3 separate regions of the Mus musculus genome follow, and regions 1 and 2 are each linked to region 3. A link is a loop called in an ENCODE intact Hi-C map of the cell type or tissue named here. Cell type or tissue: left cerebral cortex. All regions are shown on one strand.

Region 1 (8,000 bases), 54 kb after region 3:
TGGTCTTTGGAGTTCATGAATGCTCTCTGGGCACAATACTTGGTTTTCTTTAAAGTTTTCTTATAATACCACTTTGAATTTTCTGCTAAATATATTAACTTAAAGGCATTTCTAGGCAGTTTCTGATGATTGGTTCTCATGGGTCATATGCTCTTATTTCTTTCACGAGTCATGACTTTCTGTTGAATATTAGACATTCTAGATAATATATTGTAGCAAGTCTAGGTTCTGGCCTTTCCCTCTCTTTAGGCAATTTGGTTGTTGTTTGCTTGTTTTATGGCTCCCCTGCACTATATGGTATGCAGCTGCAACATCTGTGCTCTGCAGTTTTTTTCTCCTGATTTTATTTGTAAGTCTCAATTTCTGGCAGTTGCCCTGTGTCTATATCGAGTAGTGATCAGCCAAACGCTGGGCATAAGCTCTGCTGAAACACCTGGAACCAGTAAGGCTTCTAGCTCCACCCGAAGAATCTGTGCAAGAAGGGAAGCATACAGAAGGTTCAGGTTGCCCTGGCTTGTTTCCTGCTGGACTCTCTCATGTCTCATCTGTACACACTGAGAGCTGAGAAGACATGGGCTTTCTTGGAAGTCAACTGCAGTGTATACAGCCTCCAAAGTATATGGAGTCTTCCCCCTTCTGGTGGTTGGAATTTTCTGTTAAATCCTTGACTCCTACAGACTCTGCTGCTCCCTCAAATGAAATCCACTTCTTTTGGCCCTGGAGCCACAGGCCGTCTCTGCTGATTATGAAGCGCATTGTTAGCTAGCAAATGTATCTTCTCTGACAGAAGGGACAGAGCCAGCGGCTTTCACAGCCTTCCCTGCTCTCCTGGGCTCACAGAGCTAGACAATGAAAGTAGAAGCAGCCCTGACAAAGCTCATACTGTTCTCTTGTAGGGTTTCCTCAACTGTCTGTCTGCCTTTGATTGAATTGCAGAGTACTATGATTCCTAATTTTCTATTTGTTAACCAGCCCTTCCATTTCGAGAGTTCAAAATCTCTATAAATTTCAAGTTTAATGATTTGGATTGTATTATATAAATGATCTTAATTCTAAAAATTATACTACCTATTGGTTTGTCTATTTAGTGTGTGAATGTATATGACAGGACAACTTGGGATTCTACCACCAGTGAATCCCAGGAATTGAACTCAGATCATCAATATTGGCTCCAGATGTCTTAGTCACTAAGCCATCTTACTGATCCACATAAGTGATTTAATATCTCATGTGTATTATTTACAATTGAGGCCCCATATACTTAGTCGTTATTGAGGGAAGTCTAATTTTCATTGCATAAAAATATCTAGGGTCTGCTACTTAAATGAAATAGTATTTTAGTGGAAAGATACTTGTAGGATCAAGTAGAAAATATCAACCCTAAATTTTCCCTTGAAATATCAGTTGGAAAGTGAAGCAGATCAAAGAGCCTCGTTTATTTCAAAACTCTTCGCTCTGCAGCCTGTGCCAGCACATGGCTGTTACAATGAAAGAGTCCTTTGTTAGGTTAATCCCATGCTTATAAGACACTGGAGCTAGTGTAAATGTGCTTATTTTATATAAGAACTTGTATGAATTGTACAATGCCAATGTAACTTACAGATTTAAAAGTTTATTGGCATTTCTGTTATGTATATAGTATATACTATTATATATTAGAATGTATATTATAGTATAGAGATTTAGAAAGGAATTTCAGTTTATTAGTAGAAGTTGAAATTCATTTATCAAATTGGCATGTTTACTTTTTTTAAAAAAATGAAAGCATTCTTTAAAACGTGAAGCACAATTTTGTTAAAATTCTAATTCCAAGTTTTCAAATAGGATTTGAATATTTATAATATACATGAATATTGTAATGTATGCAGATTATAGTATTAAATGCCAAATAGTTTGGCATTGCAGTTTTCCAACTAAAAATAAGTTGTTATCTATAGAAATCAAATATTCATGTATCTCTAACACTTGCATTGATTTGTGTGTGTGTGTACTACAAAATACTATTCTTGCTAAAGAAAATATTACCCAGTTTGTAAATTAAGATATAAAGTTATGTCCAAATAGCTCATGTTGGAGATATCACTATCCACAGAGTCAAAACAACAATATTAAGAGGACTTTTCGGCCTGTAGGCACCCCTCTGTGAGAACACAGATTACTCTTTCTCCCTTTATAGTGTTGAAGAAACAAATTTGTTGAATGTGAGAACTTGAAACCACTTGGTGACTTTTCCAATGGAAAGTCAAAACCAAAATGAACAGCTCTGTCTTGGTGATTCTGGTTGCTGAATTCAAGTCATCCTGGCTGTGGAGAGCTTCCAAGTCAGAGAGGCATAGAGGGCAGCAGTGGAAGGAAGGCCTGTCTCTTAGACCGTTCCTCCAGTGGGCGGGGTTCTTTTTAAATTTGATTCTGAGCCACCTCACATTTGGTCATCAGGTCTCATTCGTGTGGCTCTTGGTGTTTGCTGGCCAGCTTTCACCTGCCGTATGCCCCACCTTTTAACCAGGTGCCGCTCTTAGTGTCAGTCGTTCCGAGGAGGGACTACAGAGGAGAAGACCTCCTTTCTTAGTTAAGTAAGTTAGTGTTTGCGTGCAGGAACAAGTCCTGTGAGATGCTGGACCTAGGTCTGGCAGTCTACTTCTCTACCTCAGCAACCCTTCAGTAGTCCTGGGATCTTTGAAATGTATAAAGTTTAAGAATGGCTTTATAACTTTATTTTTGCCTGTCAAATCCATATACACAGAGCAAAACAAAGCATCTGGTTATTATCTAGTGTTCCTAGACCATTGCAAGGTCAAGGAGGAACTATGTCGACTGTTACCACATCCGGAGTGTACTTGACCGAAATCTGTATGGAAGCAAAATTGGCAACATAGGAAAGAAAGAAGTACTAAGGGTCCTCGTGGGGGAGGGATTGGAGGGGGCTTTTTCTAATCTGACAAGAGTTAGGATAAAGAAAGATACCTCTCCCTCATTAATTTCTTTGGACTTTTTGGGCAAGTTACTGATGAAATCATAAAATTAAAACCAAAGCTTTATTAACTACACATGCTCTTATTTCTTACTTCGGTTATCCTAATATTTGGTGCCTTAGATCTGAAGGTATTTGAGACAATACTAGAGCTACTGATTTGATTGACTTTAGGTAATACTCAGTATGTATCATTAGTCTGAAGAGCATTGCCCATTGATTTCCAGCCAGGGGTGGTTTTACCTATGAGGACAATGGCTGTATATTAGACAGTTTTGGCTAGTACAACTGGAGGGAGCCTATTCTTGGCAGCTAGCAGTTGGGATGCTATTAAACAAACCTACACTCTGTAGTCTATTACAGCAAAGGTCCAGCACAAGATGCTACTAATACCAAACTGAGAGCCCTTGGCCTCATCAAATCAATTCCATTTAAAAGAGCAATGTATTTGTAAGAATTGTGTTTCTGTCTTTGCTGTTCCTATCAATATCTCAATTTTTTTCCTTTTTACCATTTCATGTTTACATTGGCTTTGAATAGTCGTAGTTGTAGACCTTTAGTCTCTATAAGGTATGGTACAAGTATAATCTCTTCATATTAAGTAAGTGAAAAAAATAGCACAATCAGAAAATTATATAAGCAAATAAGTGAAACTAAAGTATTAGACACGGGTAAGTGTAAGCTTGACATGATACCAACAATAACCGTTAGCTCGTTGACCTTCATACTGTCCTTGGGTATTAGCTTCTACCATAATGGCTAGCGTATTAACTACACTTGTCTCTGTGTTCTGTAAATAAGTGTATCAGAGGAAACTAGTGGGGTGCTCCATGCCTATAATCTCTCCTACCTTGGAGGCCATTGGAGGATTGTAAATTTGAGGGCAGTGTGGGCAATTTAGCAAGACACTGGAGACGTGTGAAACAGAAAGGGAGGAGGGAGGGGAGGAGATATGTATTAGTCATCTGAAATGAGACAGTAAAATATTACTAGAGGATAACTGTTGTCACTCAACGATTTTCAAAGTAAATATAAAATATGGTGAAGTGCACTGGATCCAGGACAAGAGGTCTGTGTGATTCCTTTTCCTGCTTTAAAAAAAAAATGGTCTTAGATTTATTTTTACTTTATATTTATGTGGTGTGTGCGTGTGTGCCAAGTGTGTGCAGTGTCTGTGGAAGCCAGAAGAGGGTGTTGGATCCCCTAGGGCTGGCTTTGCAGGCATTTGTAAGCTGCTGTGTGAGTCCTCTCTGAGAGCAGTATGTGCCCCTTCTTACTCTTTTCAGCTTTTAAAACAGCTACATGTTTGTCATTATTTGATTAAGACAAAACTACATGTTTGCCATTTCTTTTAAGTCTGATAAACACTTAGTTCTTGTAGATTGTTTGTAGATTGATCCTGTTTCATTTTGACAAGTCAAAACAAAAAGATCATTCCTCAATTTTTTAATATTCAGATGAGGTATAGAATGCAGATGGTTGTGGGCGTTGGGAAGTGCTTGTGAGCTTCACTGCCCTCCTGGCAGGACTACTGGAGAATACCTTCCATTAAACTAGACTGCAAAGCTGGGCATTGCTTTCACATGCTAATGGGTAGATTTAAATTTGTATCTTTTTAAATCTGTTGCCTAGTACTAAAATAAATCTGGGACCCAGCAGCTCACAATAGTTAATAGCCTTTATAAATGGGTCCCCAGACACCTGTTCTTTTACTGCTAATGAGACCCTATTGTGTGTGCAGGAATAGTGGAGTTCCTGTTGATTCTCTGTCCTAGCACATCTCCCTGTCTCCTGTGTGCATATTTAAATGACATTAAGAAATGCTGTTTCCTCTTGTTTTCTGTCATCTCCAGAGTTCTGCCAGACACACTTATTCTCTGTAATAGGTTGTTTGTTCCTAAATGCATTAGGGTTCGTATTCTTTCCCTTTTTCCGGGTTTTGAATTTTTTAAAGAACCAAACCTCAATCACATTATTTTGTGAGGGCTTAATATAACATGATGTTGGCAGAATAGCACCAGATCTACAAAGAGCCAAGTGGAGTTTCTGAAGGAACAAATAAATGGCTGGTGGACACTCCAGTAGCCTGTAGAACTGCAAGAAAACAAACAATAGAGAAGCCATTTCCGTGCTGTAATACAGTCATGCCTTATCCTCCGATGTCGATTATCACACCTGTTTGCAAATCATTTTGTTTACTTTTTCTGAACCAAGCAAACAAGGTACTTGTAAGTCAAGATGAACGTGGATAAAGATTGTTGCAGTCCATCAGACAAGAGCTCCTTTCCTGTGGGGCAGACTGCGAGGCTGCTGCATGCACTTGTATTCTTCAGAGGACAGTGCACCCATATGCTTTTCCCATGTGCTTGAACGTGTGCTGCAAAAGAAATGTGCCAGCTGTCCTGTTGCTATGAAGCATACCTGTCACCTTAACGGGAAGAAGAGTTTGCAAGTGCACGGCCTTAGGTGACAACATCAGGTTGCCTCAAGAACCATATTGCAGTGTGAGAATGGCTTCAGGAAGGTTTTATATACTTACTTACAGAAGAATAACAACAAAATAATTTATCAGGGTGCTTTTCAGATACACCAGTAGAAACGCCAGGCAGGCAATTTATAGCAAAGCAGGCCGTCTGTCCTCTGATTGAGTAAACACAACCAGCTGAGGAAACAGTGAGACGGCCACATGTGGGGAGAACAGTTAGGTCCAGGCGCCCTGTGTGGGCTAGGTCCCCAGCTAAGGACCCCACCACTGTCTCTTGCTACAGGTTTCAGATGTTATCTGATAAAATTCTTGGCTTTTAGCATGGTGAAAACTTGTGATTTGTTAAACATTCCTACCCCCAAAAGGTTTACCTGATATTCACAAAGATGTTAGGTTAGATGCAAAAGTAGGCAGTGAATGACTCTTAAATAAGCTGAATATAGCCCAAGATAGCTTGGATCTGGATCTGTGCTGTGTGACACAAGCCTGAGAAACGTGAACAGTATCTACTCACTCTAGATAAGGAACTAGTGACAGACCACATGTAGGACACGACCAAAGTCCAATTGGTGGACCTGGGAGTTCCATCAGGGTTGCTTACAGGAGGATGGCTGAGGGGTACTTATGGAAACAGAAATGACTCAGTCACCTGCATCACCAGAGCCCCCCCCCTCCCCCCGCAGCACCAGCTCAAGGCACACTAAGCCTTGAGCAAACTGAATTGTGCTTGCAGGTGGCAGGCAGTGTTGGAGAGTTCCCTTCCCTGGTGGCTTAGTTGGTTTGAGCACTGGGGGTGGGGTCTGTCTGGTCAGTTTCTGGGACTTCTCAAGCCTTTCAATTGTTACTTCCTGACTCCAGGACCGCTGCAGGATTGACTGTTTCACTTTGCTTTAGAGCAGTGGTTCTACCCCCACAGGAGGTTGCATATCAGATATTTACATTATGATCCTTAGCAAAATTACACTTATTGAAGTAGCAACAAAAATAATAATACACTTGGGGTATCACCACAACATGAGAGACAGTGCTAAAGGGTAACAGCATTCGGAAGGTTGGGGACCTTGCCTTAGAACACCCTGTATCTTAAGACCCTTCCAAGTTAGAAGGTTTCATCTCAGATGGAACTGCTACACGAAAACCTGCAGCATCCACACTCACAGATTCTAATCTCAGTGAGCCTTATGGACTTCAGCATCACAGATGTGACTTGGGGGCTGGGCTGGGATAGGAGGGACAGTGCACCTCAGTTCATACTTCCAACACCTGAATTATGCAGGTCCCCCTGTGAGACAAATGGTAAGTCACACTGCTGACTGTTTCAGAGTTCTTCAGAACGGAATCTCTGCTAAGTGCACTGGAAACACAGAAGGCATTTGTTTTGTTCACCGTGGAGGAACTTATTTTAAGTTCTTACTAATGATATTCTGACAGGTAGACAATGCTGTTTGGAATAATTCATGGGAAAAGGTCTTCATACCTTAGTTTTACACTTTGTTGAACTCCCCTAATGAAGACGTTTCTATGACGGGAGAGTGAGCACAGCCACACAGTCTTTCTTTGCTTTAGTTGGGTGCCTTCTGGAATGAAAGCAGGAACACCAAGGTGCATGTCCTGTAGGTGCTGCTGTGACATTAATTCCTCATTGGGGTAAAGGGAGGCGAATCACAGTCTCTTTAAAACTGACTGTATATTAGAATCATATTTGTGGAACTTTACCCCCCCCCCCACTTTCACCCCAGTGCCGACTCTCTACTCCTTTTTAAAGGAGAGATCTTGTTTTCCCATTGGATCATAGTATCATCTTACACTGCCCAGTTTCACCCCTTTGGTAAATGTGCATCCCCTTTCCTACCCCCGCCATGACTTGTCCTGTACAGTGAAATATCTCACTTCTAATAAACTAATTATAGTGTAAGAGAAACAGAAAGAATTTATAAATGAAAACAACAGGCAAACTTAGGGGCAGACATGAATTTAGGAATTTATAGGGTACAAATTGAGAACAAATACCATTTACCAAATACTCCTTTGTAAGTGTGATACGAATGATCATTTTATATAATTAAAACTAGCAGTATTGTTCCAGCTGTTCTTAATGTAAACATTCTTCAATCCAGCTTGGAAAATGCATGGCAATACCTATAGGATGATCGTAGTAAGAAGGTTTCTGAACCCATTGGATTGACCTCTGTAGGTTCAGGATACTTACTCCTACTGAGTTGCTAATGCACACTGGAATGGCTACTCCACCTTTATTGGCAGACTAATCACATTCATAATTTCTTGGCTGTCTTTAGTTTGCTAGCAAGTTACCACAGTGGAACAGCACCTGTGTTCCTGAAAGCCATTACTGTGTCCATGGACTGGAGATTGATTCTAAATAACAATATTGCTTTACACCTTTCTGGGGTGTGGTTAAGGGAACTGCATTACTTCCTTGTTTGTTCTCTGAGACGCCGTGGCAGAGGAGCATCGTTACAGACATGCACTACTCTTGTTTCAATCCATTCTTGCTTCTCATCAGATTCACATTTGTGGTTATCT
Region 2 (8,000 bases), 49 kb before region 3:
CTCTTTCAGGAAAACATTCAATAATTTCATTAGTTAGAGAAAGCAAGTGTGGCCAATATCTCAGTCCTGAAGAGGAAGTTTTAGACCTCAGGAATATAGTTTATGTCCCACCTTCTCATTTTTCTAATCTAACACCTTATTCTTTTAAAAAAAAAAAAAAGAAGTGTAAAGCCTTCTTAAGTCAAACAGACATTTCCTCGGACATCAAGATGCAAAGAGTCTGGCCTTTCTCTGAAAGTCCCTGTTTAGAGAACCACTGTGCTCACTAATATTTAATCTTCACTGAGGCCCTGTTTTGGACTTTCCTTAGAACTCCGTTCCCTCTTCGTTCCTATAAGTCTGTCTGTCTTTCACAGAAGAAAAGCAGGGCTTGGCTCCTTGGAGCGGTGCTTGGCAGGCCGCGAGGCAGGAAACACAGAAGGGAATGAGTCTGTCAGACTCATTTTCTTCTATTGCAAATGCTTATTTCAGATTCGGGAGGAAGTGGAGGGCTCCTTTTCCATTTCCTAGTATCTGGAGCCTACAAGCTGTATAAGGCTTAGAGAGCGGTATTATACCACGCACCATACCCATCCAGTCACCAATGGAGACTCATAAAAATCCCATCCTACCAGAGCAGAAGGCTTAACTCTCAGAGCCCTCGTACCATCTCTTAAGGTCGGTCCAGTCGTAATGAGTAACTGGGAGAAATGCTCAGCAGTATTCCAACCCTGCTCCCAAGGGGCTAGGGTTATGCCCCACTTACCTTAGTCCTTAGCCCTGCCAGAGGCTCCAGCTCAGCCTGATATAATGTGTTAAAGGTCTCCAGTAGAGGTTGGTCCCAAATCCACTTACTAAGATCCTGAGGCATACTGCAACTGGCCCCAGAATGGTGTTTCCCAAGCTAAGCCTTAAGATATACCTATTTTGGACATAAGTTCATTTCAGCCTTAAGCACAGGGGCTTTTCCAGGCCATCCCCTGATTTCTATCCCTTTCTTTTATAACATCAAGTCATTCAACTCCGCAGCTTCCTTTCCTGTCCCAGCAATTAACATTTCTAAAGCCCAACAGAGACCATCAGAGAACCAACCAGAAATTTTCCTACTAATCCTAACAGATGTGAACCCCTCAAACTGTGGGAGACAAGACCGAAGTATAATTTTAGCCACAGATTAGTTATTGATGATATTTGTAGAGAGAAACCTTCAGCAAAAGTGAGATCTTGTGGCATTTCACACAAATAGCCCTATAGTTGAGTACTTGATAAAGAAGCCAAACATTGTAAGTAAATTAAGGATAATGGGAGGTCTCCAGGTCAGAGTGCCCACCCAACCTGAGCACATTAGATTGGTCAAAGTTTTAAAAGATAAAAATTTGACTCATTATCTCTATTTATAGTTTAGAAATTTTTGAATTGTGTTATTGTTTGGGACCTGCTGAGCACAGTTTACTGAGGTTTATATGCACAAATACATATCTTGACTATATATATATATGTGTGCGTGTGTGTGTGTGTGTGTGTACACACACATATACCTATGTGTATATATATTATATATGTATATATATTATATATATATATAATTTGTACATTCATTAATACATAGCTTTTATATGGTATCTACCACGTTCTGGGAAAATTCCTGAGCTAATTAACTCTTCCATATGTTGGAATTTCTCTGTGTTGACTTCCATGAACTATGACACATGTAAGGAACAGCCTATCAGAGTTACATTGACTTAGATAGAATCCCCATAGTCATTTTAGAAGCCCAAAGTAAGCAAGCTATACAACTTTTTGATTGCTAGCTCAGTTTTTAACATCTTCTTTACTTCTTTACTATGCCTATTAAGTAAGGCGTCGTAATTATAATTATAAGTATAACGAAGTCCCTAGCAGAAGAATTTGCTCAGTTCTTCTTTAAGCCAGGAAAAATCAGCATCCAGAGAAGAAAAGATAAAGAAAAACCACAAAGCTCACAGTAAGACAAACATTCCAGCTGGGAGGATATTTCCCCTGAAGGACACCAGAGCCAAGCTATGCCAAGTCGTGTACTTTTCACACACAAAATTATATTGTATCACATTTTAAATTTGTTACAACTGCCATGTCCATTAAACCAGTGATAAGGAAAACGTAACTCTATCTGATCTAGTGAAACAGCAGCCAGCATTAGCCCACAGCCTCGTGAAGACCACCCCCACTGCCATCACTGGTGTCAGCGAAACCTCATCGAGGTTGGCTTCTCCAGCCATTTTTAGCTAACTATGTGATTGTCACGATTAGAAAAATCTTGAAGTGTCTGAGTGAGGCAGTTCTGCCGGCCGCTCCCGACACTCTGCATTTGCTGCACTTAAAATAGACACTTGTACCAGTGTCCTTTCTATTACCCAAAGGAGAAAAAAAAATCACATACACACCAGTCCCTTTTCTTTCAGCTCACAGAGAAGCAACTCAATCCAAGGAGTGTTGAAACCTGAGTAGGTCACTGTACACCGCGATAAAATTCCCTAATCCCTGGGCCAAATCTCCCCGAGGGGGGCCTCCTCCTGATCTCCACTTCCCAGGCTGACTTTTCCATTCCTCTCTCCTTTCCCCTTTCATTTCCCCTACCTTCAAGCCTTGATATGTGATCCGAAGTGGGGGCTCAGGTTTCCGTTTTTACAGCTTAGGCCCCGCTAGCTGTATACATTCCTTTCTTTCTGCTGGGCAGTGATTACTTACCAGGGCTTAGTTTACACTGGTCCAGATGAAGGCAAATACAGCCCGGCAGCCCCAGCGGCACTGATATGAAGTTGTACAAGGCTACATTGTGTTCTGGATGACATTTTGTTGCACACATTTTATACAGGGCAACCAACTTATTATGTTACCCTACACTTCAGTTCAGGAAGCTGAAGGGATAATAATACCAGGAGGGGTGGGGTGGAAGTTGTTGATGTGGCTATTAATATTAAAATCAGGAAAAATATTCATGAGTTCAAAGTAAGTCTGTGATTTTGAGAAGCTACTTTAAACAAAGATTTTTTTATGATGTTTTATTAGAAGAATGCCTAGAGATTCATCAGACACCCTGGCATGGTATACATGGATATGACTGAAAAAATTTTGCCAGACCCTTTCATTTTGTTCCAAACCAGAGAGAAAAATGCCACAATTCAATTATGTGCTAGAAAAAAAAAGAAAGAAAAAAGAAAAAGAAAAAAAAATCTTTTAATGCCACAGAATGAAAGAAGGATTGAGGCTTCAAATAGTAGAAGGCAATTTAGAGAAAGAAAAATAACATTTTTAAAAAGAGGAAGTTCTGTGCATCCAGGTTAATCCCATACTCAGTCCTGCAGCATGGGCTAAAAACTGTAATTTTTCCCCTTCACACAATGTTGTTTTTGTTTCTTCCTCGCTAGTTCAGACAAACATCTGTTATACTGTAGAAGGACAACTATCTCCCAAACCACGGAGTGCCTGCAGCCAAAGCCAACAGCACCAGCCCCAAGCATTGAGCACAGTCAGCCTTTATATCCAGCCGGGATAACATTTCACATGTTTTGATTAAAATTAGCTAATTTGTAATTCTAGAACCTATGAAACTTAAAAGCTGCCATCCATATAGAGGGCATTAGGCAGCATCTTAAAGGGCCAGAGCTAGCTGTGGTTGCCTGGTGGCCTTCTCTGGTCGTCCCCCACTCTCCATTTAAAAACGACACGGAAAAGTAATGTAGAAACGCAAGACAGGAGGGAGGGGCCAGAACTGCAGAACACACTCTGCCTCTTGAAGAGAAAACAACTTTTACAGATCTCTTTCTTTTCTTTTTCTTTTATAAACTGTCTATCATTAGAATCAATAGTGGTTTCTGTTACAGGGAATGGTATTAATTTCCAAGGCAAAGCTTCCTAACTTTCCCAGACGGATAACTCCTGCTTCCAGACACTAAATTCTTCACCACCACCACCTCCTCCCAAAATAAAAGCCCTACTTCCAAAGCGTGGAATACAAGTAAAACTCCCGGGAGAGAGGCAAAGCTAGGAACATACACCTAGTTTCACAAACACCTAAGATGTGTGTCTGTTTGCCCCTTCTAAACGTGGGCTTTCTCGCAGCACCCTCACCAAATACGCTTGCTATAACCAAGAAGATGCCCAAGCCGCAATAACAGTGAATTAGTCCCATACCATTTTAACCAGTTTGCCTTTCAAATACAAACTTAACCAAAGCTGACCAAGTCACCTGACTGTATTGAAGATTCCATGCAGACAGAAGTGGAGAACGCCAAGAAACGCGAAAAACAAGCCTTACATATTTTAATATCATAGAAACAAATCTATGTACGTAAAGTGATTTCTTTTTCAAATCAAGAAACTCATAATGCACACACAAGATAAAATCCTCGCCAGGCAAAACACACAACTTTGAGGAAAATAAAGAAGTGGGGGTGACAGAAGAGTCCAGGCTGAGCCGTGTTCTTGGGTTTCTACGCGAACAGCTGGAGCGCCAGGAGGCTGCGCTCGCCACCTCTGGAGCACCGCTGGCCTGGCAGGGCGCCCGGCCTCGCAGAGAGGACTCGGGGCTGGCCTTCGCGAACAATGGGCAGGCGGCAGCGGAGGCCGCCCCTCAGACAGCTGGCTTTCAGCCGGGCTTGCCGGGTCTGCTAACTGGAAAGTGAGGCGTGCAGAGGCGAGCGGGAGACCCGGGGCAGAAGCAGAGAGGAGCGGCCGGGGACGGCGAGGCGAGCCCGCTGGCTGCAGCGTCCCTGACCCGCGCCGCTCCGGCCCAAGCCTCCGCCACTGACAGCTACACCGCCGCAGCCGGCGAGTTGGAGCAAAGCGGGATCACCGAGCCTGGGGATGGACCGGGAAGAGGGGTGGAATCCAGGTATCCCGGGTGCCCCGGTCCGGCAGCTCTTAACTTTGGAGGGGTCCGGAGATTCATTTCCGAAAAAGGGAGAAATACTACACCGACCATCAGGAAAGCCACTGCACCATGCTCACTCGCCACTGGGGTTCAGTGCCCTCGCCCGGCAACATCTGTACCAGTCTAGGGTTTGTGAGGTTAAATAGTATCCCCCCCCCCTCGCCCCCATCAAATCTGAGGTTGGCAGACTTCGGAGATGCAGCCCATGAGTTGGCCTCGGTTTTGCACCTGGAGGGGGAGCTGAGGCGTCCCAGGGACCCAGCAGAAACTGACAAGCGCGCCCCTGTCCCCCCCCCCCCCCCCCGCAGCCTACACAACAGCCCGAAGGGAGCGGACGGAATAAAGAGCTCGGTCTCCCCGGCCTCCGAGTCCGAAAATACCTTCATCTCCTCGTTGATCTCCCTCTTCACAGGGTGAGCGGGTTTCCGGCTTCTTTTATTTTCCGGAGGTCTCCCTTCTTTCTCCATTTCTGCCATGTTTTTGTGTCTGGTTTCTGTGGAGATGAAATGGCTGCTGCCGCCGCCGGCGGTGGTGGTGGTGGCGGTGGCGGTGGCGGAGGTGGAGGTGGTGCTGATGGTGGCAACGCTGGCGGAGGTAGCGGTGCTAGCGGGTCCGGGGCTGGGGGTGGGGGTGGAACAGGCGAGGGAGGAGCGGGGTCTCTTCTAGCGGCGGAGACCGTCAGTGGCCGTCACGGGGAAGGGTAGCCCGGGGAGTCTCGGGGATGCCGCCGCCGCCGCTCCTACCGTCGCCGCCGCCGCTCCTGCTGCCGCCGCTGCCGGTGCCGCCGCCGCCGCTCCCGCTCCCGCCGCCGCCGGGCTGCATCCTCGGGGCCCGAAGGAGTCGTCAGCCATCTTCCTGAGCTCTGTCTGTCCGCATGGGCGAGAGGAGCGCCGGCCACGGCGGAGACAGCTGCTCTGGGCGTGCGTGCGTGGATCTGTGTGTGCGCCCGGGAGAGCGCGCCAGCCCCGGCGCCCAGCGCCTCCCGCGAGCCGAGCCGCGGGCGGAGGGAGGGACTGAGCGGGGAGGGGTCCGAGGGAGGGGAGGCTGGGGGTGGGGGGGACAAGGCCAGCCCCCCGCTCGCGAGCGGGCGTGGCTTCCCGGTCGTTGTAGACGCGGATGCTGCGCGGCTCCGGGGGCTGCTGGCGGCCGCCTGCTCCTGGGCGGCGGGCACCGGCCCTACTCGGAGCCGCCACCTCCCCGCGACGACCCCTCCTGCTCCCGAGCTCCGTGACGTGGGCTCCGGTGGGCTCAGAGTTGGCTTCTGAGGATGACCTAGAGGCCGCTGAGGCAAAACATAGCGGGGTGAAGGGTGGAGGTGGAGCGCTGAAAGGGCGCAGGGACCTGAAGGCAGAGCGAGAACTCGGCTCCGGGGTTGCAGCGCCCGGGAGCGGAGGGAAACACAGACCGGACCCACCGCTCAGGCACCAGTGTCCTGCTCCGAAGACTACGGCAGGCTGTGTGGAGGCTGAATGTCGCTTAGAGGGGTCTCCAGCACAGCGCGCCGTCAGACTGTTTGCCAGGAAGCTTTTGCCTTCCTGAGAAGGACTTCGAAGTAGGACAACTCAGCCTCCAGCTCCCTGATTTTCTTTCTCTTTCTGTCTCCCTTCCCCCTCTGCCCCAAACGCAAGCTTATGCTCTGTTACAAAGTAGCATCTTTACCCGGTGACCCGGCTTGCACCCTCACCGTGCCCTGTGCTTAATGGGAAGGGTTGGGCTTAGTGGGTACTGTTGTGCGCTCAGGATCCCTCCCCCCAGAAGCCCCACGCCCTCGCCACGCACGACAGGACCCTCTCCTCTCCATCAGGTTCCACACTCTTCCACCAGACTCGCATCTGCTGGTTCCAAAGCCCAGCTCATCCTCCATGCGCTCACGTGTTTCCTCTTGGGCCGCCTCTGTCCACGCCCTGGACCAAGGTCGGCTGCGCCTGTCCCTGTCTTTTGGGTTGAGGTATCAGCGTGAACCGTTTGATGAGGCTCCAGAGACAACACACAGCTCTGAAAATCTCCTACACACACTGCAAAGGAACGACACCTAGACGTTCCCAGTTCAGCTTTCCCGCGCCGCTCCACTTTGTAATTACCTGACACAATGTGATATGGGGGTGTCCATTGTTCCCCGGCTTGTTATTACGGAGTGTTCATTATGACAGTGGTGGAATTTAAAATTACACATTTTTAAGTCCTTAAGAGATAGAATGAATTCGGTGTGGGGGTATGAGTAAGCTTTTCATTAAAATCTCAGTTCGGCCTATCAAGTGGGGTTCATTCTGAGTGTTGCCTTGCCTAATTTGCATTTTAGCATGGTTTTGTCTCTTTAAGCATAGAATTACAGATATCTGGGAGCGTACTCTGCAGGGCTGAACAACCCTATGAGGCCTGTTTTTGCATTTTAGCATAATGTGTTTCGTACAAATATTTGGGAGGGTACCCTGGAAAGCATCTTCTCTTTCGTGTGCTGGGGGTGCGAGGGAAAGTACCTGTGTACCCGAAGCCATGCAGAAGGCCTGTGGGAACTTCTAAAAGCCAGCTTTTGCCTTTTAGGGGTCATAGTGAAAAGCCAGGGGGTCGTGTCAAGGATTTAAGAAAAGGGGTAGATGAAAACCAAGGAGATGTGCATCCAGCTTCAGAGCCCCAAGTCCTCTGGCTGGGTCATATGTATTTGCAGAAGACGTTGGTAAACCTCCAGCGACCCAGTAGTTAAGGAGGCTGAGAGAAGCCCGGACTCCTCCCCATCACTAAGGAATGTGATCCTTATATATGGTTACACCATTCATAGTATGTATGGTTACACTATATATAGAGGGTGTCTCCATCATCCTATTGTTGGTAGGCTTGTTTTTTTCTGTTCTGTCCTCTTGGTGTTTAGCTAAAAAAAAAAAAAAAAAAAAAAAAAAAAAGTGGTAGGAAAACTTTTTCCCCCTTACTTTGTAAAACTACAGACTCATGTTGTAAAATAAACTATGCAATAAGAAGCCTTTGTCTCTTGGAAACATTTACATCTTCTCTGTTTCCTTTGGGGCCAGAGCTGTCACAATTGACTCACTGTTGTTCAGCTGATATCAAGTAACAAGTTGTATACCCCCCTGTCTTAGATACAGTTTCACAAGTT
Region 3 (8,000 bases):
CGTATACATTTGCAGCTATTTGGGACATGCAGATGCCTCATTTTCTGTCCCCCCACCACAACCCCCTGATCCCTGAGGTGGGGGATACTCCTCCGCCTAGCGCATTTTTATACGCTGGAGGTGTGAGGAGCCAAAGCCCCGAGATGGAAACCTGGAGCAGCCAGAGCTACAAGCTGCTTATTAATATGTGCTCTCTTCTCACCTCGGGTGGCAATCCTGAAGTCTATTCTACGTGGCCCGAGGCCTCACCGCCTGTGGTGGTGACTAATTCAAGAACACTCTCATACTGCCTTTCCTTGTCTCACTTTCCCTAGTCATCCTGAGATCACCGTCCAAAATCAACGGCCCAAAGAGTAGGCCCTTGTCTCAGGTTCAGTTTTCAAGGGACTGAGCCAGGATAAAAGACCACTGAGCAGAATTTACACAGGGAAGCAGGATAAACACTCAATTCTTTTACTCATTGCCGAAGTTGCATCTAGTTATAAAGGCGTGAGCTCATGTGTAGTCAATGAATTTCAATCAGTTATAGGTCTTACTACTTTTTGATGGTCACATTGTTCCCTCATCAACCCTTATGTTGGTGTCTTTGGATCTTTGTCCTGTCTCACTAGTCTTTTAGACTTAAATGGCTTCCTTGATTTCTGAGACAAGACATCCATTACATACATTGGTATGTGTGTGTGTGTGTGTGTGTGTGTGTGTGTGTGTGTGTGTGTGTGCGCGTGCGCGCGACTATTCTCCAAAGCACCTTCCTAGTTTTTATAGAAAGCAGTGTATCAAAAGTACAACACAATGCTAAAGATTATTATACTATACAACTGGTACACAAAGCAAAATCTTTTGTTTTTTTTTTCAATAAATACATTTTTTTTGTTTTTTTTTTTTGTTTTGTTTTGTTTTTTGAGACAGGGTTTCTCTGTGTAGCCCTGGGTGTCCTGGAACTCACTCTGTAGACCAGGCTGGCCTTGAACTCAGAAATCCACCTGCCTCTGCCTCCAGAGAGCTGGGATTAAAGGCGTGCGCCACCACGCCCGGTTAATAAATACATTTTATTACTACATAAGAAACATTTTTGAAAAAAGTCATGAACTTATTATTTCTAACTCAACTTGAGTATTATATGGATTTTACTTACTCTGAAAGATCCACATACCTAACAACTCTCTGCATATAACATGTAGGATTAGAAAGTAATAGCATCTACATTTCTATGAGCCATAAGAATGAAGTTAAAGATCTTTTTGTAGCTCTGTTCTTCCAGGGAACATATTCTACGGACGGCGTATGATGAAAATATCATTTTTTAAAAGTCATTAGTTATTTGCTTGGTATGGTTATGACATGGCAACTTAATATGTAGTTACATCATTTGCTTCTGTGAATTTTCAAATTCTAGGAATTAGATTTTTCTTCTGTATTTAAAATTATTTAGAATACATAACATGTATACATGATTTGAAAACCAAATCTACATAGCCAAGGATTATAGAATAGTTACCAGTCTCCTTGCTGATCTCTGTTCCTTCCTGTTCAGAATACATGCCAAAATACATTCACAGTCTTATCTATTTCACAAAAAAATGTGTTATACTACTCTGTACTTTGCATTTTTAATTTGATGTATATCCTGAAAGATACAGGGGTGATCCTCTTTCGTCCAGTTGTGCTCGAGTGCCCACTTTGAGGTCTGGATTATTTTCTATTAAAATCAATACAGCAATGAACAACCTTTTGCTTTAGTTACTTTGCCTTTTGGAATAGGTTCCTAGAGTTGATATTTCTGGGTCATAATGCAAATGTGTATACAATACTGTGATTATCTAACTGCTGTGTGCTACTTTGCATTCTTAGTGGTATTAGATGTCCTTACTCCTCACAGCCTGTCACTTGAAATTCAGACATCTCTTTAGCTATAAAGATTGAAGGATATATATATATATATATATATATATATATATATATATAAATCAGGAGGACTAAAGAACAAATATCATTTTAATTTTCCAAAACTGATTACCACTAGATACAATGCAACCTTTTAACTGTTAAGTATAAAGGAAAGTGCTGGTTATTTAAAGTAAATGGGAGCAGAAGTCCCATGAATAATCAAAAACGTGGCTAACAGACCAAGACCAGAGAATAATGCACTTGGCTTTTGTGAAGAAATTAAAGTACATACTGTGAATTTTCATTAAAGCAAATGTGTGAAAAGTTACTCTTAAGGTACCATGATCTTGAAGAAGCAGCCTCAGATGCTCGATATATTACACTCAGTCTCTCTCTTTCTCTGGATTTTTCTGACTTCCTTCTCCTTGGACAACCCAGCTTAGGTCTTAGAACTCTTTAGAATGATAAAATATTTCACCTTTTACATTTATTTTTACATAGTAGTATACTTGGATTTTATTGCTAGGAATCTTACATAGGAACTCCCTTATGGGGAGACTGTTTTTAAATATAATTCACCTTTAATTAATATGCTGTTTTATCTATGGAGCCCTCACTCTGGAGCCCTGGCTAGCCTAGAACTGGCTATGTAGACCAGGCTGCTCTTGAACCTAGAGATCCTTCTGCCTCTGCCTCCTGAGTGCTTGTAAGCACCACCATTCCTGGCTCAAAAACAGAATCTTTAAATCACAGGAGACTTGGCACTCAAAGGGAGTTTGCCGCTAAACCTTCTGTGGCTAAAAGCATCTTGTGTGAACAATTTCTCTTTGTTTTTCTAGTTCATTTACATAATGTGAGCTTAAAAAATACCAACTATGAATTTTGAAAGCTCACATGAATTTTAAAAACCATTCCTGAGTGTAAAATGTAGGTAACAAGTCGTTTATTATTTTTATATTACTGATCTTAATGTTACTTTTTTCTTCCCAAGGGATTGAATTTAAGGTTTTGTAATTTTTAATTTTTTTATGATTAACAAGGACTTCAACACTTGTTTTGTCTAATTAGAAAGGGCAAGATGCTAGACGTGCTTGAATAGGTGGCACCCGAAGAGCAGAGTGGCCCTCTGGCCCTCGTCTGTAATCCCAGGACTTGAGAGGTGGATGGGGTCAAGAAGTTACAGGTCAGTTTGCTACACAGTAAGAAGTCTCAGGCCACTGTGGCCTAGGGGAAAAAAAAAACGTTCCATCCAACACTGAAAGCGTCGTCACACTGACAATTTTACTTTAGCAATGAGAAAGAATTTTTGGTAACATATTACTTAATGTTGTGGTTAAGAGTATGTATTCAAATAACCAAATTGTTAGGTCGGGTATGTGGTTCCGAAGTAGAGCACTAGCCTAGCATTACTGCATGAGGCCTGGCCTCTATCCCTAGTACCCAAAGGAGAGGAGAAAAAAAGATACCAGATCCTCTAGGTTCACATTTTGCTTAATGTGACCATAACAACTTACAATTTGGCTGTGCCTCATTCCGTTCCCCCCCATCCCCCCTAAAATCCGGGGAATAGTATTATCTTTAAAACTCAACAAAAGATTAAGTGAGCTAATATGTGAAATGCACTCATGCCAGTGAATTTTCAGTCCCGGAGCAAGCGACGTTTCATTCCATTCTCACAGCATCCTTATTTTCTGGATTTTTCACAGAAATCCTGGCACTTCGGCCAGGAAGCTGAGGGAAGCAGGGCTCAGCCTCACCGATCCACTTGCGTTCCAGCTCTGGGGGGGCCGCGGAGGAGACGTCGTCGCCCAGCTAGCGGGGCCGCCCTCCCGGGTCCGCGGCCCCCACCAAGGGCCTAAGGCGCCCAGGAGCAAAAGGCTTCCGGACGAGCCTGCGCCACGGGCCTACGATCTCGCCGCGGACCCACGATACAGACATTTATTTACATAAGCTTCACTCTGCGTTGGGCCGGGAGAAACGCTGCAGAGACCCCGAGAGCGCCTAGATCCAGGGCTAGCGGGGTGCCAAAGGGCGGACACCGACGTCCTGGGGCACAGGCTCCCTTCCATCTCTCGCCTTCCGGTCATCACTGAGGGTCCGCCCCTTAGTGGGGAGGTCCCAGCTGTGCCGTAAAGTAAAGAGCACTCTTTGCCGCTCATCAGCCCGCCCCTATCTTTACGGCAGGCCGCATTTCATGCCTCCAACATGGCGCCCCCCATGTAGGCACTGGCTGTGGTTACCAGCGCAGGTATCCAGTGCAGTTCTGAGCAGCCGCTGGGGTTACGCCAGTCTGCGCTGCAGAAGCAGCAAACGTTATTCCTGGTTACGGCTCCAGAAAGCCATACTTCTCTGAGGGTTTGGAATCGCCGTCTCCTGTTAGATTCTGAAAGTTTCTCCTCAGCCCTTGTTTGCTTCCCGTGTCATTTCTGGCCACCTTCCTCAGGTCCCCGACCCTCTCAGACTCAAAACTATGAGCCTCCGGCAGCTGCTGTTGCGCTTGTCCGGTTACCTCGGGGCTTCAGGTCCCCCCAGTCGCCACTGGTGGTACTTCAGATCCCTCGACAGCATCTCCTCGGCGGGCTCCTGGCGCGGGCGCTCCTCCAGGTCACCGGCCCATTGGAACCAGGTGGTGTCCGAGGCGGAGAAGATCGTGGGCTACCCCGCATCCTTCATGAGCCTGCGCTGCCTGCTGAGCGACGAGCTCAGCAATATCGCCATGCAGGTGCGGAAGCTGGTGGGGACGGGACACCCTCTGCTTACCACTGCCAGGTGAGCGACCCATGGTAACTCTGGGTCTGGCCAGTTCCTTGATTCTAACTTTCTTTTGAACTTTTAAGGTATTCTTTGGTGTCCCTTTAACATTCTTCTACTTGGCCCAGGATAAATGGTTTTCGTAAAAGAAAAACTTGAACGTGTTTTACAGTTTCTCTTCACTTTTAGAGATGCAGATGCTTCATGGCTTGTCAAGGTATCAGAGATGTATACTTATTTAGTCACAGTCAAGAAGTGGTATTTTAAAAATGGAATAGAGCCGGGCAATGGTGGTGCATGCCTTTAATCCCAGAGCTTGGGAGGCAAAGGCAGTGCGATCTCTGAGTTCAAGGCCAGCCTGGTCTACAGAGCAAGTTAAGCTGTTTACCTACAGAAAGATTAAGACAAGAGAGACAGGCAGAATAGACAGCTCCGGGCAGTGGTGGCGCACGCCTTTAATCCCAGCACTTGGGAGGCAGAGGCAGGCGGATTTCTGAGTTCGAGGACAGCCAGGGCTACACAGAGAAACCCTGTTTCAAAAAACAAACAAACAAAAAAACCCCCAAATATCCAGGTATTGGACTATCTAGATTGAAGTCAGTTTCCTCTGACGCTTTTACCACTTAATGCCAGACTAGTGTTAAACTTGTCACTAGGGTTTAAAAAAAAATTTATCACTTAAAAAACAACTCATACCTCATGTTTCGTAGTTTATTTCAAGCACACAGAAAAGTTATGAGAATAAAACTAGTACAAAGAGGATTAGGGGAGATGTCTTTGCCAAAGTACTTGTTGAACAAGTCCTACAACCTGGTTTGGATCGCCAGCAACAAAAGTGGAGGTTTTTCATACCAGTACTGAGGATGTGAAAACTGGAGATCTCTGCAGTGTGATGGACATTTCGTCTAGCTAAACCAGCAAATTCAGTGCTAAACAAGAAACTCCTTCTCAAACTCAAAAGTGAAAAAGCAAACAAGAGCTGGACAAAAAGATGGCAGGTGGGCTTATGAATGTTCAAAACCACTAGCCATAGGAGAATTGCAGATTTACATTACTATGAGATCTGTCACAAAGTTAAGAGGAATGAAATACAGATTTACAGAAGGACATCCTGGTGAAGAAACAGAAAAACTAAATTTGGCATGTATGTAAATCAGTATGGCCAATCTGGAAAATGGAAATTTCTTATAAGATTAAATTAAATAAGATTAAATTATACATCTTACCATCATACTCATAAACATTTATCCTAAAGAAATAATTAAAAAAAAAACACCTTGTCTATATCAGAATCTATACAGGGGTGTTTATAGTGTTGAAAGTTGGCTGTAAATTTGCCAAAGTCTTGACAGCAAAATGTTGATAATTAAGAGAATGATACTCAGCGTGGGTATTTGGGATAGCCCCAACCTGACCAACTCAAACGTCATTTATTGGTCAATGGTTGATCAAACTGTGATATATCCATAACCATAAAGCTCTATTTGGTGGAGCTGAAGAGATGTCTCAGTCATTAAATTGCCTACTGTGCAAGCTTGAGGGCCTGAGTTTAGATTCCAAGTACTGACAAAAAAGCTGGTTGCCAAGAAAGTGTGTGCAAGTGGGTTTTGTAGCCCAAGTATTAGGGTGCAATGTGGAAACAGGCTGTGCCTTTGAGCCCATTGGCCAGCCAGCCTACATAATTAATGAGTTCAATGAGAGACCTTGTCTCAAAATATAAGATGGAGCAAGATAAAGAAAATACTCTTGCCTCACATGTATACACACTTGTTAAAACCTGCATGTGTTCTCTCAAATACAAATGCAATTTGATTTTTTTTTTAAAAAAATTGATATCACTGTGTACACCTGAATGAGTCCTAAAGGGGTTATGCAAAGTGAAGAGTTTTTATCCTCCCCAAAATTAGGAGTTAACATGTGACTCGGCCATTCTTCCTCTAAGTATATTTCTAAAAGACTTGAAAACAGAGTCTCAGATAGTTATATATTTATGTTTCTAGTATTGTTTCCAATAGGCAGAAGGTAGAAGCTGATCATGTGTTCATTGGTGGGTAAATCTATTAATGAAATGTAGTATATGCATACATTGGAATGTATGTATTCAAATAACCAAATTGTTAGGTTGGGTATGTGGTTCCGAAGTAGAGCAAGGTGCATAGATCAGTTAAGGATGAATTTCTGCTCCTTGTTTGAGCAGGTGAAAGGCACCTGTCTTTTTTATGAGTCAGCTTGATTAATAACCAAATTGTAATAAATCTTCATTCATGCCATATGAAAGGATGGCGTGATGAATTTTAAGAACTCTGTTGCCAACAAGACTCATTGGCTATGTATAGTTGAAGTTCTAGCTAGAGACATTTTTATGTTTCAGCCAGTTTCAGGTTTGTTCCCATATAGAGGGATCAGCAAATTATGTTACCTGTCCTATTTGGTCTTCTTGACTTTTTTCCTTCCTGACTGCAGCCAAGGTCTTCAGGGGGGTCTCCCTCTATCAAGTCTGATCCTTATTACTTTGGAAGGAGTCTAAAACCTTTTTTTTTTTTTCTTGTTAACACAAATACAGAGCCCTTCTCCCAAAATACCTTTTCTTTGTTCCAGCAACCTGAAGTATAAAATCTAAAGTATAGACTGATTCAATTTTGCAGGCTCTTTTTTATTTAGATCTGCTCTACTTTGACCTCTGTCATAGAGTATTTAATACAATTATAATCACTGAAATTATAACTACCTTCATGTTGACAATTAAAACAATTTAAAATAATTAAGATAATTATTTTTATTTATTAAGATACCTCCATATACAGTTGTTTCAATTGTGGTAAGCTAGCCTCTGGGCAAGAAATGTACTATCTATAGACAAAATGCTGTTTGCAGGATAATTTACTGCTAAGCATTGCCAAGATAGGGTAAGCTAGTCCTTCATAATTCCTGATTCATCTGGGGTCTGTCAGATGTTCTGGGCCAGAAGGCTGAAGATAGATACTCCAGTGTTATAAGGAACATTAGGGACTGTCCAGACAGTAAGCTATCTCTGTCATTTCTATGATTTTTAGAAGCTTCATCCCTATGCTTCCTGCATACCTAAATAATATTTATTCCTTTTCAAAGCTCAGATGGTGTTGAAGACTAGATAGTTATAGTCTCACAACTAAACTTATGTTGTTTAGCATCAAGGAAGGTATTCTAGATTTTAAAAAGTTGGGTTTCAGATATAATACAAGTAAAAATCAAAGATAAGTGAGGTGCAGAATTGTAAACTCATTAATTAGTATAGATGATAAAATACTTTATCTAAATGGCCAAATAAAATGGACTGGACATTATAAATGTATATCATACCTTACAATTTTCATAATTGTTGT

What was found. Hi-C counts contacts between places; a loop is a spot of excess contacts. Peaks named below come from ENCODE experiments on the same cell type or tissue, not always from the same donor. Only the 100,000 strongest peaks of a DNase experiment are listed, where the experiment ranks them.
Region 1: a loop joins it to region 3, with 2.3 times the contacts of the local background. A loop is called at or near these places in 3 of 42 quality-filtered maps.
Region 2: a loop joins it to region 3, with 2.2 times the contacts of the local background. A loop is called at or near these places in 11 of 42 quality-filtered maps.

What each region holds. Positions count from the first base shown.
Region 1 is chr10:43,271,793-43,279,792 of GRCm38, forward strand. The region is part of intron 1 of Pdss2 (prenyl (solanesyl) diphosphate synthase, subunit 2); the gene reads left to right. Among named protein-coding and RNA genes, the nearest start is that of Pdss2, 54 kb to the left of the region's middle. In left cerebral cortex, CTCF peaks have their summits at 633 (motif pointing left) and 4,125 (motif pointing right); DNase peaks (open chromatin) are centred at 726, 4,143 and 4,522; H3K27ac peaks cover 439 bases.
Region 2 is chr10:43,168,705-43,176,704 of GRCm38, forward strand. Sobp (sine oculis binding protein) reads right to left here and starts at 5,826. Exons shown (of 7, transcript NM_175407.3): 1 at 5,272-5,826. The coding sequence starts at 5,367. Gm51799 (a long non-coding RNA gene) reads left to right here. Exons shown (of 3, transcript XR_003949000.1): 3 at 1-975. It overlaps 9030612E09Rik (RIKEN cDNA 9030612E09 gene), which reads left to right and starts at 5,995. Exons shown (of 1, transcript NR_102361.1): 1 at 5,995-7,861. In left cerebral cortex, CTCF peaks have their summits at 4,959 and 6,984; DNase peaks (open chromatin) are centred at 457, 2,350, 2,627, 3,613 and 8 more places; H3K4me3 peaks cover 5,501 bases; H3K27ac peaks cover 3,997 bases.
Region 3 is chr10:43,217,405-43,225,404 of GRCm38, forward strand. Pdss2 (prenyl (solanesyl) diphosphate synthase, subunit 2) reads left to right here and starts at 4,082. Exons shown (of 8, transcript NM_027772.2): 1 at 4,082-4,656. The coding sequence starts at 4,358. In left cerebral cortex, a CTCF peak has its summit at 4,118; DNase peaks (open chromatin) are centred at 2,627, 3,350 and 4,035; H3K4me3 peaks cover 2,014 bases; H3K27ac peaks cover 1,740 bases.